Regions from separate parts of the Mus musculus genome. Here region 1 is linked to region 2. A link is a loop called in an ENCODE intact Hi-C map of the cell type or tissue named here. Cell type or tissue: left cerebral cortex. All regions are shown on one strand.

Evidence for each region. A loop is a pair of places that touch in the nucleus more often than their neighbours do. Peaks named below come from ENCODE experiments on the same cell type or tissue, not always from the same donor. Only the 100,000 strongest peaks of a DNase experiment are listed, where the experiment ranks them.
Region 1: a loop joins it to region 2, with 6 times the contacts of the local background. A loop is called at or near these places in 4 of 42 quality-filtered maps.

The regions. Positions count from the first base shown.
Region 1 is chr10:92,242,636-92,250,635 of GRCm38, forward strand. The region is part of intron 7 of Gm20757 (predicted gene, 20757); the gene reads right to left. Among named protein-coding and RNA genes, the nearest start is that of Rmst, 81 kb to the left of the region's middle. In left cerebral cortex, no CTCF peak of the experiment used is centred here; DNase peaks (open chromatin) are centred at 350, 4,273, 4,637 and 6,185; H3K27ac peaks cover 313 bases.
Region 2 is chr10:92,159,461-92,167,460 of GRCm38, forward strand. Rmst (rhabdomyosarcoma 2 associated transcript (non-coding RNA)) reads right to left here and starts at 5,718. Exons shown (of 13, transcript NR_028262.1): 1 at 5,638-5,718; 2 at 5,167-5,312; 3 at 2,645-2,704. In left cerebral cortex, no CTCF peak of the experiment used is centred here; DNase peaks (open chromatin) are centred at 2,274, 3,181, 3,840, 4,504 and 1 more place; H3K4me3 peaks cover 3,628 bases; H3K27ac peaks cover 1,811 bases.

The sequences.
Region 1 (8,000 bases), 83 kb after region 2:
CTTATTTTATCCACCAGACAAAACAGGATACTTTCTCCACTGCAAATGATTTACTTGCCTTCTAGACACAGCACTCCTGCCTGCCCACAAAACACACATCCACCTGTTCCCTCACTCTCCCCGTCCTGGAATTATGTGTCTTGGTGTATTATTGTACTCCTCTTAACTTAATAAGCTGCAAACGCAGACAGAACAGTTAAGAACCTGCTCAAGGGGGAACATGGGGAGCCAGTGGCAGGGCTGAAATGAGTCTGCCCCAGTTCTTTGGCACCCTGCCTAGCACTCTGTCCAACAGACTATACTGCAGACCTGAGTCTGTTGAATAGGGGCCCATGGTTGCTAGGGCACAGGACGAAGCTAAAGTTGGGAAGCTCTTCTGTTGCTCCCCATGGCGATTAATCTGTTTGAAGGTCTGGGCTCTGAACCTTGGATTCCAGGTCCGAATTCCTTCATAAAACCTCGTGTTTTGAAAGCCGCAGGCAATGACCCTGTGGATTTAACTAGATGCATTCTTACAAAGCAGAGTCAGAAAGGAAAGCTTCTAAGTGATTGGAATCTGCCAACACACTGTCTTGTGCCCCTGGCTCCCGGCATGGGGGCCTGGGAGAGGAGAATCCCACGCCAAGTGAATTTTCACTGCTTGGGCTACCAGTGTGGAATGCTGGGTTTCCTTAGAGGCAGGGCTGTCATTTTGGATGCTCTTCTTAATGAAGGCTTAGGCAGTCATCTAAAAGGTCACTGCCTGCTCACACCGTGGTCCTTGTGGCCACACATAAATTACATAGCCACGGTTGATAGGGTAGGGTCTGTTTCGGGCATGAGGAAACCAGTAACTTTGCAACCTTGATGAAATGAAATCTATGGGCTCTTTGCTTTTAGAAGCTTCAAAGCCTTCACCTACTTCAGTGAGTAAGCTAAAAGGAAAAAGCCAGGTGCCACTGCTTCTGAGAAAGGATGCAATAGACCCTGTCGGTTTCCAAACCCATGCACCATGTGTGTGTGAGGTGTGTGTGTGCATTGTGTGTGTGTGTGTGTGTGTGTGTGTGTGTGTGTGTGTGTGTGTGTGTGTGTGTGTGTGTAAGAAGGAAGGGGGTTAACTGTTGCTCTGAGAACTAAAACGGAAGGGAAGAAAAATACACAATCATATGATGCTGGCTTAAGAACGGATACCCTGCATCTCATTCAACAAACCACACCGAGAAGTACCTCAGGAAAGTGTGTTCCACTCACTCCAATTAATTGAGCTTCATTTGGCTGCCCAGCCTTATTTACTGATCTCGCTCCAGTTGGTATGCCTATGGCTGAGGTAGTACCACTACTTAAGAGCACCATTAAGATGTTCGGCTGAGCAACCGCGATAAAGTCTGCTTCCTTCTGGCACCTATACTTAAGCATATGGGCAGGAACTTGGAACTCCATGAAAGACCATCTAGCACACTTGCAAGTATTATCTGTCTAGCCTGCCTCTCACTGTGCTGTTGTTTAGGCCTTGTTCGCCATGTGATATAGGTTTGGTTCCCCAGGAGGGAGCTGTGGAGAGGAAGTGGGGTCTGTTCGAGGCAGGGCCTAGTGGGAAATCTTTAGATTATTGGTGCTGGATCCCTAAGAGGGAATTGTGAAACTATAGTTATTCTCTTTTGCCTTTTGTCCCTGGATGAAGAGATAAGTGGGTTGGTTTTGCCACATGTGCCTGCTGTATCCTGTCTTATTGTAGATCCAAAGCAACTGGTTAAAACTGTGAATCAAAATGAATCGTTTCTCTTTATAAGCTGACTGTATCGGGAATATTGTTATAGTAGAGGAAAAGCTGTCTAGCATAAAGTTTGAGAATGTTTTGATTTCCCTTTTAGAACCTACACTTCCTCCTTTACTCTCAGCCCACACAACTAGGACTGAATGATTCCATCGATGAGGGATCATTTTGACTGCAGCAATCAGAATTTTCCAACCTGCCCACCAGAGCCATTTGTTCTGTACTGCGGTCACATGATCTGGCTTAAGGCTATAGAATACGCTGGGACTTTGCTAACACAGAAAGAATAGCACGTCTTGCTTTGGGGTTTAAAGAGATCATACCCAGAACTCTCCCAAGGAAAAGCGAGTGAGAATGAGGACAGACACAGATTTAAGGGATGGAGAAACACTGATTGTTTTTGACACTAAAGCACCCTGACTGCCAACTTCACACCGAACCAGGAACACCCATGGCACTATTAGCCAGAGGAGCTGTGTCATCCTCCCATTGACATGAGGCTTTTTTGCACTGGGTTTCTGTCACTTGCAATTAAAAGAATTGATAAGGAGGATATAAAATTGTTCTTTGCGGGGATAATGTCTTAGTCAGGGCTTCTATTCCTGCACAAACATCATGACCAAGAAGCAGTTGGGGAGGAAAGGGTTTATTCAGCTTACACTTCCACATTGCTGTTCATCACCAAGGAAATCAGGACTGGAACTCAAGCAGGTCAGGAAGCAGGAACTGATGCAGAGGCCATGGAGGGATGTACTTTACTGGCTTGCTTCCCCTGGCTTGCTCAGCCTGCTCTCTTATAGAACCAAGACTACCAGCCCAGAGATGGCACTACCCACAAGGGGACCTCCCCCCTTGATCATTAATTGAGAAAATGCCTTACAGCTGGATCTCGTGGAGGCATTTCCCCAACTGAAGCTCCTTTCTCTGTGATAACTCCAGCCAATGTCAAGTTGACACAAAACTAGCAAGTACAGATACCTAGATTCAGACTCTGTGATAAGAGTTCTATGGGCCAGGTACTACACATATTAAATTGGCAGGTAACTATGACATATGCTAGACTTTGCTTCCTCACTGAAGGTTAAGAACTGCCCACATTACCCATCCTAAACATTAAAACAACTAAGCAAACACTTCCTGCCCACTATGTATCTTTACCTTCTTCTGAGTTTCTCATATGATGGCATTTCAGACAAGTCTACCAAATATCTGAAATACATATTTAAAAGAATAAGTCTGTCTTAGAAGAGAGAGCTTGTGATTTTGTTATTTTTGTTTGTTTGTTTTGTTTATGTGTCTTGCTGCCATTTGGCTTGGTGTTTAGATAACAGCTCAAAGAGATATGCTTTTCAGAGATAAACAAGCCCACTTCTATGGTAAAGAAAGATGTGTCGGAACACAGATACACTTATTCATGACCACAGCCCACTGAAATAGCAGCAAGCAGGAACAGATAGCCCAGGAAGGCTGAAGTGTTTAGAGACAAGGTGTCTTGACCTCTAATGTTATCATTTTATACAGAATGGCTGTAGCCTTTACTGCCTTTGTGTTTTGTATGTGATGTGCTTGGTACCCTTTTCTGAGTCAGTATTACCGTGCATGCTATGGTGATTAGAGGGAGATACTTCACTTTATCTAATGAGGAAACGTTCTTGTTTACTTGGAGCAGAGATGGAAGTCCTCAAATGTAATTTGTCTCCGGTGTCCCTCAGCAGAGTAAAAAACACTAACATGATCTGGGCTCCATCCAGTCTGGCATCATCGTTCTACTTCTGTCCTATACCTTGTATCTCAAGAAGAAAAGTTTGGGCAGGAGAGATGTCTCAGTGTTTAAGAGCCCTGACTGCTCTTCCAGAGGTCCTAAGTTCAAGCCCCATTAATGACACAGTGGCTTACAATCACGTGTAATGGAATCTGGTGTGTCTAAAGACAGCTACAGTGTACTCATACTAACATACAAAATTAAATAAATAAATAAATCTTAAAAGAAAAAGAAAGAAAAACTTAAGAATCACATCTTAGGAATCACATTTCCTAGAATTCTTTGTCAGCAAGTTTCCAGTCTGTAGGACACCAATAAGAGCTTCCATGACAGGAAACACAGAGGGATAGATTAGTGCTTGCTCATGGAGGTGGGTGCACGTGTGGGTCTCCGTTCAGTCTCTAGAATTTCCTGTTCTCACTACTAGTAAATGTTCTGCAACTTTAGCAGGAACCAAAACAAACAAAAACAAAACAAACCAAAACAAAACAAAACAAAACAAACAAACAAACAAACAAAAACTAAAACAAAACAAAAAACCAAAAACAACCAAACAAACACCCAGCTGAGAATGTCCATGTTCTTTCTGTTCAGCTCCTGATTTCTCCATGCACCCCACCCCTTGTTTTAATTCTTGTCCTGCCTGACACACCTAGAATGGTCTGTTTCCCTCTCTGACCCACAGCTCATGCCTGATGATATTCCCAGAACAACACAATTAACTCTGCCCTTCAGGCCCAGAAGCAGTGGCTGGCTGCTTTGTGGTTTCTTAACACCCCTGCCTTGTTCAGAGCACAGTCACTAGGTAATCAATCTTGGTGACTTACAATTAATAATTGTTAGTGAGGCATTGTGTGCAGCCAATCCATCCCAGTTGTTGCCATTGTTATGCTGGTTTTTCAGATAAAAGGGATAGTATTTAGGAGGATGCAAAAAAAAAAAAAAAAAAAAAAGGGACGGAATGTTTGCAAGGGACAGAGAGTGGATTAGAGTCACTGAAGCGTGAACCCTCCTGGAACTGTGGAGGGGGGAGGATTGCTCAGAACTTTTATACTTCGCCAAGGTGTTTAGAATTCATAGGACAGCCTGTTTCTTCTGCATCCTGGAAAGGCATAAGAAGAGGAAATGAATGCACGAGCCAACTAGCGTTTGTCTGATCACATTTTCGGGAAAGCTCCAAGTGACATCAAAGCACAGATAATGAGAACAGTGAGCAGTGGGCCAAGCGTGTGCCTGCAGCAGTGACAAAAGTGCCCAGCTCCACACTGGGGGTGGGGGGCCATAGCTCCTGGTGCAGCTGCAGCCACAGCTGGCTGGATGACCTTGGCCGAGTCAGCCTCTCTCAGGGCTTTAGCTCCTCTTCCCTACAACATGAACTGGACAACCTCAAAGGCTTTTCTGAAGCTGAGATTCTATTATCTCTGGCTTAGAGGGAATTCAGTCAATGGAGGGCCTCGGAGCTGAGATCCGATTAAGGCGACAGAAGCAGAAATCTCATCCAAAGCGCAAAGTTCTTTCTACCCTTGATAAGTTATCATAGAATCAATCTTGCTCAGTGGACAGCAGCCAAAAAGCCAGGACACCATCAAGACCTCCCTCTGCTTCCTTTTTATTTCTGCTTGTCTGTATAGCACTAATCCTCTTCTGTCTTTGCCTTTTATCTCTCCTCCTCCCTCCCTCCCCCCTTTCTGTCTCTCAGTCTAGCCTCCCTTTTCTGGTTTCCACCCCTCATCCCTTCCTTCTTTCACACAGACCTAACTTCAGGTGAGAGAGGAAAAATATCAAGGGCGCAGGGCAATTACTGAGAAGACATCCTTCCCCACACCAGGCCTGTGCCTGAGCTTCCTTCTGCCAAGTGCACATGGGTCACCAATGTGACTGTCAGACAACCTTGGCAGAGAAGGAAAGATGAAGGATGAGCAAAAGGACAGTACGGATGCTAATAGGCTCTATTAGGAAAAGTACTTTGAGTTAATCTAGTCTATTAGAATGACTGGTACTAGTGGAATCACATTCACAGATAATGTGTATATATATATATAGAGTGTGTGTGTGTGTGTGTGTGTGTGTGTGTGTGTGTGTGTGTGTGTGTAAGTGCACATAGTATTTGTATTTCTGGAGGCCAGTAGTCAACCTTATTTCTTGAGGTAGAGTCTCTCACTAACTGGCCCAGATCTCACGGATTAGGCCAGGCTAACTGGCCAGAGACATCCAAGAATCTATTTGTCCTTACCATCTCAGTATGGAGATGAAAAGCACACACTACCATACCTAGGTTTTTAAAATATGGGTTCCGGCACTTGAACTCAGGTCTTTATGCTTGCAAGGAAGGGAGTTTATCTACAGAATCATCCCCTCCACCCTCTTCTGTTTCTTTCCAGATTTTATTTTTCAAAACTCCATTATAATACAAGATGTTTTCTTATGCCCCAATCATTTGCCTTTAATTTATTCTAGGAATTAGCTTTTTTTTCTGGAGGGGGCAGCCAAACGAAATCCACTGTCTCTTTGAAAGTTTAATCAGGCATGGAATTGAAAACAGAGACAGGCTACCTAGTTCCAAGTCCTTCCCCCCACAAAAGTGAACCACGCTTTGTCCTTTGTCAGCCAAGTCCTTTCAATTAAGGGAAGCGAGTCTTGTTCTCTTTCCATTCCAGCCCTGAATTCTTCATCCTTGCTAATTTATTTACAAATATTGTGTGTGACCATGTGTTCTGCTCTGTTCAGTAAGGCTGCTCAGCTGTCATCTGTTTGGTGTCTCCCTAGAACTCACTGTTTGGATAAACTAGGACAGTCTGCACTGTGAGCCTCAAAAGGGACCTCAGTGTGGATTAGAATTATGCTTGCCAGCTGTGTGCTTCAGGCAATGGGAGCTCTTGGGCCCATCTTGCCGTCCCCTGACTCTGAATGTCTTTGCTTAATCCAGACAAAGAATTTCAACAAGTGAAAATCTCTCTCTCTCTCTCTCTCTCTCTCTCTCTCTCTCTCTCTCTCTCTCTCTCTCACACACACACACACACACACACACACACATACACACACACACACACACACACACACACACAATTTGCAAAGCAGCTTATACAGTTATTTAGATCTTCCAACATTTCTAAATGGAATCTTCAATTTAGCCAAGTAAATGAAGATTGTATGAGACAGTGACCACGCAAAGTGGTTGTATGTACAGTGAATACCACACTACAAATCAGCAAACTGTATCTCATCACCTAAGCTACCATTTGACATATAACCCCAGTGTCAGGCACCAGTGCAGCCAGGAACACATCTTACCTCATCTGATCTACATCTTACAACCTGACGTCTATTTACCCATTTTACAGGTAAGGAAATAAGTATCATCCCCAAGAAGCCGAAGCAGAACCATCCCTAGAAGCCATATATAAGGCCGGAATTTTGGTGCATACAAAGATTTTTTTTTTCAGTGAAACTATGTCATTTCCACCAAAATGGAAAGGGCTAAAAGACTCATTTTAGTAAAATGAGCCAGACATAGAGAGACAAGTACTGCACATTCTCTAAGTGGAGGTGACCTTAAGGGAAAGTCATGATCACTAGAGGCAGAAGGGGTTTAGTGGCAGAGGTAGGTAGGGAAAGGTTGTACTGCATAATGAGTGCTGTACGCAAGGTATTGGAATATCACTCTGACTTCCACCAATATATAATATGCATTAATAAACAATAAGATAAAAATCATCTCTTTCAAAAGACTGCAACTTGCCAATGTTAACTTTGAACAAATAAGATGATATTCAAGGGTACACTGCAGGCAAACAGGCATAATCTGCTGCATGACAGAGGAAGTTCTGAGAAACATGGCCTTCAGTGCCATCGTGGTAATACATCACGGCCTGTATTTACGCAACCTAGGTGGTATAGTCCACCGCACACTGGGATATCAGGTATGGGCACATAATGGAAAAGTCAACCACACTACTCCTCAGGCGTGATGTTAAAATAGAGATGTGGCAACCATGAGATGCATCAGCTGCAGCCACTTCAGCGTAGCAGAGACACTAATTCAAAGTTCCCTTTTTATAGGTGGAAGGTATACATCCTGACAAAACCATAGAGTCAGGCGTAACGTGTTTATAAACCAGTAGCGGTGAGTGCTAAACACTTCCAACTGCCATATGGTATACCGAGCTGGATGGGTTGGTTGCCCCTGAACTCTAGGTGAAGACTATGTCCACTTGCACCAGCTTCACCACAAACACAGAAGTAATAGACGGTATTATATCACTAGGTAGGCTCTTTTGGTGCTGTCATAACCTCAGAACAAATATCATCTATAGCCCATGGTTGATCAAAACATCATGATAGAGTCAGTGACTGATACAAAATGTCTCCTTTCTGAGAGCAAATTCTGGACAGGATGAATAACCTGGGCCTGAAATAATCACAGCGTGTTCCCTGCTCACCACAGTGCCTCTGAAATTAGCTGTCCACTTCGGCTTGACAAACCTT
Region 2 (8,000 bases):
ACAGTCAGATTAGAAACACCATTAATACAATCTTATGCATTCCAAAGCTAAAACATTTTTTTTAAAGTAAGTGGCAGACAATTAAGCTTTGAATATAACTTTTATTTTCTTAAACCATTCTGGTATCACTGATGACCCCGAAATTAAAATCTGTGTGCAGATCACAAACATGATTAAATACAAACCAGCAGATAAAACTTTATCATGGATCCTTAGCAAACTTCTAGAACAGTTACTTGGATGCTAATCAAAGTAGGGATCTAGGATCAGTGGTCACCCCAGAAGGCCCATCCTCTGACCGTTAATATTCTGCAAAACATTTACTAGGTTATATTGTTTAGGGAAAGTAAACTGATGTAGCTTAAGGAAATACTTAACACAATGACTCAAGGAACTTGTTAACTGCCAGGAAAATGCATCCTAAGGATGCTTTGAATACACCATCCCAAGACCAACTTGTAACTTTTGATAATTCACACACAACCTCTAATGAAACAAGTTTGGGGCTATTTTTCATCCTGAACTCTGACACATGGGTTAGTTTAATAGCTTCAAAGTCAATACACTTTTCTTGAAGACAGGTAAGAATAATCATATATCACGACAAAAGACAAAATTAGAGTAGGCAAGGAAAAAAATTAGTCTTTTCTTAGTCAACTGCACTGTGACCATAATATTTGGAAAAGAATACTATTTACAAAAAAACGAAAGCAGATGCCAAGATATTTTCAAATATATCATGAGAATGGAATAAATTTAATCAGATATGAGAGTTTCATTCTACTTTGATGAAAAAAATGAAAGTAATGGTGTATTCCTTCAGCAGGATTATATTGCGACTTTAAATATTCACTCATGTCAAGTTAAATTGTATTTTTAATTCCTAATTAGCATTGAGAACAATGCAGTTGGGAAGCAATTGACTTTGTGTAACTTGCACAGGAAAATGGATGTAAGGGTTTTATTTGACTTCCATGAAAACCGATCCACTGTGTCACAACTTCAGCTCCCAAAGGATTTTATTCTGTAAAAGCTATGTGGTTAACTCTGCTTGTGTGTACAGCTCCCAAAAGAATTGAAGTGCAAAGATGTCCCTGGTAACATTCACCGCGACCTCATTAAGCTGATATATCTGCATCTACCTATTAATAAAAAAATGTCTGCATATTTATGTACATTACTCTTAGTCTAATTTTAAAATATAGAACTATGCACCCATCAGTCATTTCTTCTGTTTTCTCAAGGCTCCTCTCACTTGCATGCCATTTTCTGCCTCTCTTTAAACCACAGGCTAACATCTTGAATGGTCCTCTCTTTAGGAATGGACAAATCATGCTTAAGATATGACAAAGGAAAGGAGACGCAAGCTGGAAATACTCACTGTTTCATCTCAAGAGGTGAGCTGTGATAAAGGCAACCAGACTTTCGGGAATAAGTTCTACATATGGATAAAATGATTCCTACATACAAGAAAACAATTACCAGCCAACATAAAACGGTAAAGCCAGAATGAGTGGTAAAAACCCAACACTGGAGAGTGAGATATTAGAGAGCAGCCATTAAAATATCTTACTCAATTTCTATTGCACCTTAAAATGAAAGTCATCAAAATGTCATTACAGGCCTGGCCTCCCAGATTCTTTAGAGTGAACTGAATCATTTCTGGAAATTGAGTGCTATCCTGGATTCACTTATAATCCTCTGAAATAACAGCAGAGCAAAACACAATGTGAAATTTATGACACCTTATATTACAACACACAGCATACTCATATACATACCAGGATGCTATTTGTCTTCAGACACCTACAATTAAATATTTCTTATGAAATTAGCAAACTCACAGAAAATGCTGCCTTGGAGAAGACTGAGGCCAGAAGCCCCAGGAACTGAGCCTGGGCTCAGCTCTGCAAATTCTGAGGTTGGCAAAGCATGCATACAGCAGAAAACAAAAACATAATAATAATAATAATAATAATAATAATAATAATAATAATAAACCTGGTGAAAAAATCAATTATCTCAAAATTAATTCAAGCTACCGTGTATGACTTCAGCAAGGCAGCACAGAACTTCTTAAAAGCGTCTCAGTTTAGAGCTGCAGATGAGCTGTCCAGCTCACTGCAATTAAACAATTAAAGCATCCTTACCCAGGCTTGGGGGAGGGGGAACTAGGGCCCTATAAAGAATTTCCAAGCCTGAAAAGACCTTTGACATGCTGTACCTCTGGCTGAAGTTAGCGAGCTCTAACAATGAAATCTACACACGTAAAGATTATTTTTACTGACACTGCCTCGCCCCCCTCCCGCGCTCCCCTCCCCCCCCCACACACACATGAGGATCTACACCAAAGCAATCAGCAGCTCTCGGTTCCCAGGGATGAAAAGAAACACGGGAGGCACCTGATTGCACTTGGTTAACAAAAGCTAGGCAGTCTTTTGAAAATGACTAACAATAAAATTCTAACTGGTTATCTCCAAACCTCACACGCTAAAACAAAACTACTCAAATTTTAAATAGGCATATTTAGAAAGCAGTTTTTCAAAGCACATGCAATGTTTGAAAAGGGTTGATATATATATATATATATATATATATATATATATATATATATATATATATATTTTTTTTTTTTTTTTTTTACCTTTCAGTTCGAGGAGGGCGTCACTCTTCCTGGATCTCATTTTCCTGAGGATAGTCCATGCTGGCCGATTTAGAAGAAAAATCATTAGCATATTAAAAAAGAGAGGGAGAGAAAGAAAGAAAACCCACCAAGCTGCTGTGAGAAGGAAGATGATGGTGCTAGCGGCGATACGTGCTTTTCCTGATTTCTATTTCACCCTCATCTTACTCGTGTTGTCTCTTCCCCCCCCCCCCGCAGCATCCATCAGTTAGCAGTTTTTAAGGAGCAGGGCTGTATTCGGGCGCATCTGCTGAATGGGGCTGTGTTCTCCATAGCCTCTGATTCACCTTGTTCCTTTCTAACAAGGGTCTAGAAAGCAAGCGACTGGTGCAATCGCACATAGGCATTACGTTTCTGGGTGTTGCCGAGATCGGACCCAGCAACTTTGCCTCAAGGAGCCTAAGACTACTGGTCCCAAGCGCGGAGCCACAGCCCGTCCTCCTGGGTGTGCTTTAGCGCTTGGGCAAAGCGATGCTCTCACCAGGTCAGGGGAAACTAACGCTGACTTACTGGGTCCTGGCAAATGCGGGTACAGGCTAGGCGGTCCCAGCTGAGAAAGTGAGGATGTCGAGACACCGGAGACACCCGTCCTCGCTCGCTCTGTCCACCTACCGTCTTATCAGGCGACTCACAAATGAAATGCTAATAGACGCGAGGACTGATGCCAATTTCCTGCACTTTGCTCAGCGTTTCCGCGGCCCCAACACAATAAAAGATAGCTGTTTGTGGAGAATGCCCTGTTCCATACCATTAACTCCGAACAAAACATATTTTTAGTGGGACAGCGGTGTTTACTCGTAAGAACAGATGAATTGTTCTGCACCATATATCACCCGCGGACAAAGACATTCAGCTACAGTTTTGGACATAAATCAAGGTACATGCTCTTCAATTAAAAAAAAAAAGGAAAGAAAGAAAAGAAAAGAAAAAAAAAATGACTGCTTAAGTCCCTCAAACCACAGAGATTGAGGTCAGCCCGGCCATAGCAACCACAAGCAGAACTTCGGCTTCCAGAAAGACCTAGCAACCGATAAATGAGTTCAGATCTCTTTTCATCTCCACTGGTGTGAAAGCCAAAATTAAAAAGATTAGATCACCCTGAACCCATCACAAAAGGTACCACAATGAAAAAGTCATTTCCAGTCTTTGAATCGCTTCAAATAAATAACATTCATCCTTGCTATAATGAACAACTTTCAAAGTAAATTGAATCTCCATCGCCGGGCTTTCCCTGGCCGAACAGTATTTACATAACAATGTGTCAGAGGAAGACCTGAATGGATCTTGTAAATGGGGAGCTAGGGATAAAAACATCTTTAGCCCAGATTACTCTATGTTCAGACTACTTGGCAGTGCCTCTCTTGTAAACAGTGTCTTAGACCACGGACATCAACAATGTTTTTAAATTGTGGGAAATCAAAGTTTTAAATGCCTGGACTCGCCCAGTGAGCTACCTTTGTGGGGCAAGAGTAAAGATTTAAATAATAATAATAATAATAATAATAAATAAATAAATAAATAAATAAATAACAAATCACTTACTGTCCTTAATCCAAGGTCTAGACTCCTTTTGTGGCAAAGAAATTTTCACCTGTACAGATCCTTGCCTCTTTGTTCAGACCAGCAATCTTTGATCCTAAATAGCCGTTTCTACATAGAATTTTCACACAGTACTTAAAATAAAAATACATTTGCAGATTTTTTTCCTCTTCTTAGCACGCGCCTCATTCATCATTTGCTATTTCCTCGAAAGTCTAAGATACCCTCCATTGTCATGACAATAATGTCTGTGAAGTTTTAGGAATGTCTCCGCTCACCGTGTTCATCTTCAGCACTCTAACTGGGACTGCATGGCTCCTGGTCACTAAACATTAAATTAAGGGCTAGTCTCCAAATCACAGCAACTCCCAGAAACTATTGAACCCTACATATGCTTTCAGATGGCGTGTATTCAAAGTAAGACAGCCAAATCTATAGCAAAAATATACTGGCCTAATCTTATCTCTTTGTGGAGGCTCACTGTAGATATTACTATTTGAACTCCACAGGGAATCTCATTAATTTTTAAAACTCTCTGACCTCAGTACTGTTGAGTGTAAAAATAATTACAAATTAAGAATGAAAGAACGCCACTTGAATTCTGCACAGCCATATGCTCTGCCTTGCACAAAAAAAAAACGATACTATCGTCAAACAGAAATTCTATTTTTTTTCTACAGATACAGATTTAAACAGCATGATAAATGTCACCACACAGACATAAAAAGCAGCTCACCCTTCCTCCAGTCCCCGCACACACCTCACCTCTGAAGAGTCTAGTAACACAAAGCAGGCATTTACACTGACAGGTTCTGCAAGCCAGGGACACCAGGGAGGGTACCCTCTCAAAGATATTTACCTATAGTGACTTCCTTTTTCTTAATCACAAATGTCTCTCTCAGGCACAAAGATTCCGAACGAATTGTATATAAATATTCCCTTACCTAAAACTTGTCAGAAGAATGCTCTTGTCCTCCAGGGTCAGTCATCTCTGCCGGTTCCCCCTCTTGCCGTCCTGGGAATTGGCTCCGATATGTTGATTATTCAGTGCCTCAGTTACATCTGTGACACTCATCTGCCTGCATTGAACCTATGAGGAGAAATGAGAGAGGGAGGGCAACAGAAGGAGAATGTGAAAGGGGAGAGAGAGAGAGAGAGAGAGAGAGAGAGAGAGAGAGAGAGAGAGAGAGAGAGAGAGAGAGAAGCACACTACAGAGAGACTAAGAGAAAGAAAGAAAGCCAACACAACTACTGACTGGAGTCTAAGAACCTAAAACCTCTAGCCAAGTGAAGCCTGAACAAAAATGATCAAAGCTTTGTCCTTCATCAACAGAGTAGACAGCCTTCCCCCCCCACCTCACTCTCTTTCTCTCTGTCCCCTCTGAAAACTAGAACTGTTACGGGGGGATTCTCACCAGGAAGGCGCAGACAGAGGCAGACCTTCTCCTGAGTGTTAGTGCTGCCTGCCCAGAAGCCCGTGCAGAATATAGGTACCTATTGTTCCAGAGACAGATATGTAGCCAGCCAGTCAGCCTCTGACAGATCTCAGCAAACCAGCGAGCCTGCCTTCACTTTAACTCCTTCTTTCCTAGCGCCTTTTTACAGAGAAGCAGAGGTCTTCTCATCACCCAGGAGAAATAAATGGGGCTGAGACAGATGATCTCATGACAGAAGCTAAGCCTGCATTTTTTTTCCTACAAAGAGGGACTTTAGCTACTAGTCCTGAAATGTGACATTTGAAGGTAAATGACTTCTTTCTCTGGGAAGAAATGAAGGCTTAGAAAGGGTTAGAAGAGGAAGACTTAGCGCAGGGCTGCCAATTTAATAAGGGAAGAAGAAGATGAAAATCAAGGTTATTTCAAATGCCCTGACTGTAAATAAAGATGTTTCAGTACAGATGGGGTCTGTTAACCAGAAGGGTCCCAATCTTGTGCATAGGGGTAAAACCCATTTAAAATACCCTCTATAAAATGCCACCCCAGTAAACCTGCTTCCCTAAGGGCTGAACTCTCTTTGATCTCCCTGTCCCTTTTTTCATAAACTCTATTGCTTTCTCAAGAGTCCCCCAAATGTCTCTCATCTCTAGTTCCCCACCAGTGGCTAAATCTTGCAAAATTACAAAAACTTGGAGGAGGGAGAAAATGCTCATTCTCCCTTCTCCTTGGTGGATCTGAAGATTCAGATAGCAGACTTGATCCTTTAAATCCCTGGACCTCAACAGACCACACCATGCTTCTAGTTTTCAACTCTGGGTGTCAGCTGAATGGCCTGCTTTTCCTTTATAGTGTAGAAAAGGAGGCTTTGCGATTGGTTATATGACACTAGTGGAAAACGGGGAATAGAATAAAATAAAGGTAGCTTGTCCCTAAGTTAAGGCAAGAGGTGAACCAGAAAAGGCTCACTACTTGTACTTTACTTTCACTGAACACTCTTAATTGTTGCCAAGATTCCCCCAAGGAGAACTGTGCATATTCCGAAATGGTAGGTGTGCTGCACAGAGCATAGATGGTTATGAAATTCCTTTGTAAAAGCCACACTCAGGCATCACTTCACAAAGCCAGAGGGTAAATACTCAAAGCAGTAGAAGGAGGTTTAGTCATGCATGGCTGTTAATGGTAATGAGACATGTAGAACACAGCTATGCACTGCCGAACAGTTTCTCCTAAGTAGCTAGGGTTTGCTTTATTTATTTTTTATAAGCAAACTAGTAAGTAGATGACATGACATCAGGGTGTTTCAGAAAACTCTGCATGGGAGTGGGAAGGGCATGCAAAAGTACAATGTCTCTTGTCCTAAATTCCAGCATTTTGAAACCATTTCAACTAATGCTGATTTGACTCAAACTCTAACCAATTAATACAGGCTTTAGAAACCCAGAAGTTTAAATTGCTTAACTTGGTGACATCTGAAAAGCCTGTCGTGCGCTCTCTGCTTGGTGGGTGGGGGGTAGGGGAGAAGGTGCTTCTAGTTGACTCAAGATGTCAACTGACTCCACCTGAACAAAGAGGAAAAATGAAGTTGTAAACATTTTCTCACTAGAGGCACCCAATCTTCATGTATAAGCGGGAAGAAAGCAAGAGGATCTTGTAGCTCATTTCTTCCCTGTTCATAATCGGATTCCACACACCTCATTTTAAAGGATGTGCTCTCTGTCAATGGACAGCTTTGTGTTATGACGATCTTAATAATAAAATAGCAGAAGCATATCCTGTGAAACCAAAAATCTTCTACAGAAAAGCCCTGGATTTCAGTAGAGTTGACAGCATCTAAGCCCAGCTCTTAGTGCTGCCCATTGGCTACAGTTTCGAGGGAACCTGTCGCCTCTCATCCTGAGCACACAAGAAGACTTCCATGCACTTAAAGAGAGCATCACCCATCTCCCATCCAGGTGTTATCTTTAATGCCCCCTCCCCATTTTGATCTTTCTGCACCATTCCTATTCTCTTCAAAAAACCGGGTGTTGGTGTGACAAACTGGTTTTAAATATTCAGCTCTTAACAGGTTTGAATACAGACAGTTCTCAGTAGTCAGCACGCATCATTTTCTGGGTGCATGTGAAGAGGGCTATCAGCATGAATGAGAGTCAGATGCTCAGGGAAACACAAAACAGGCATGCTACGGAGGGTGTAGATGCATATGTGTGTGTGTGTGTCCGCTGTGCGCAAACAGGTCTTAGCATTTGTGCAGAGTGCACACTTTTCTATGTTTTGAAGTAGAGAAACGATCTTAAGTGCTTCCTTTTCATAAAGTTCTTACTACGATGCTTCTATGACTCTAC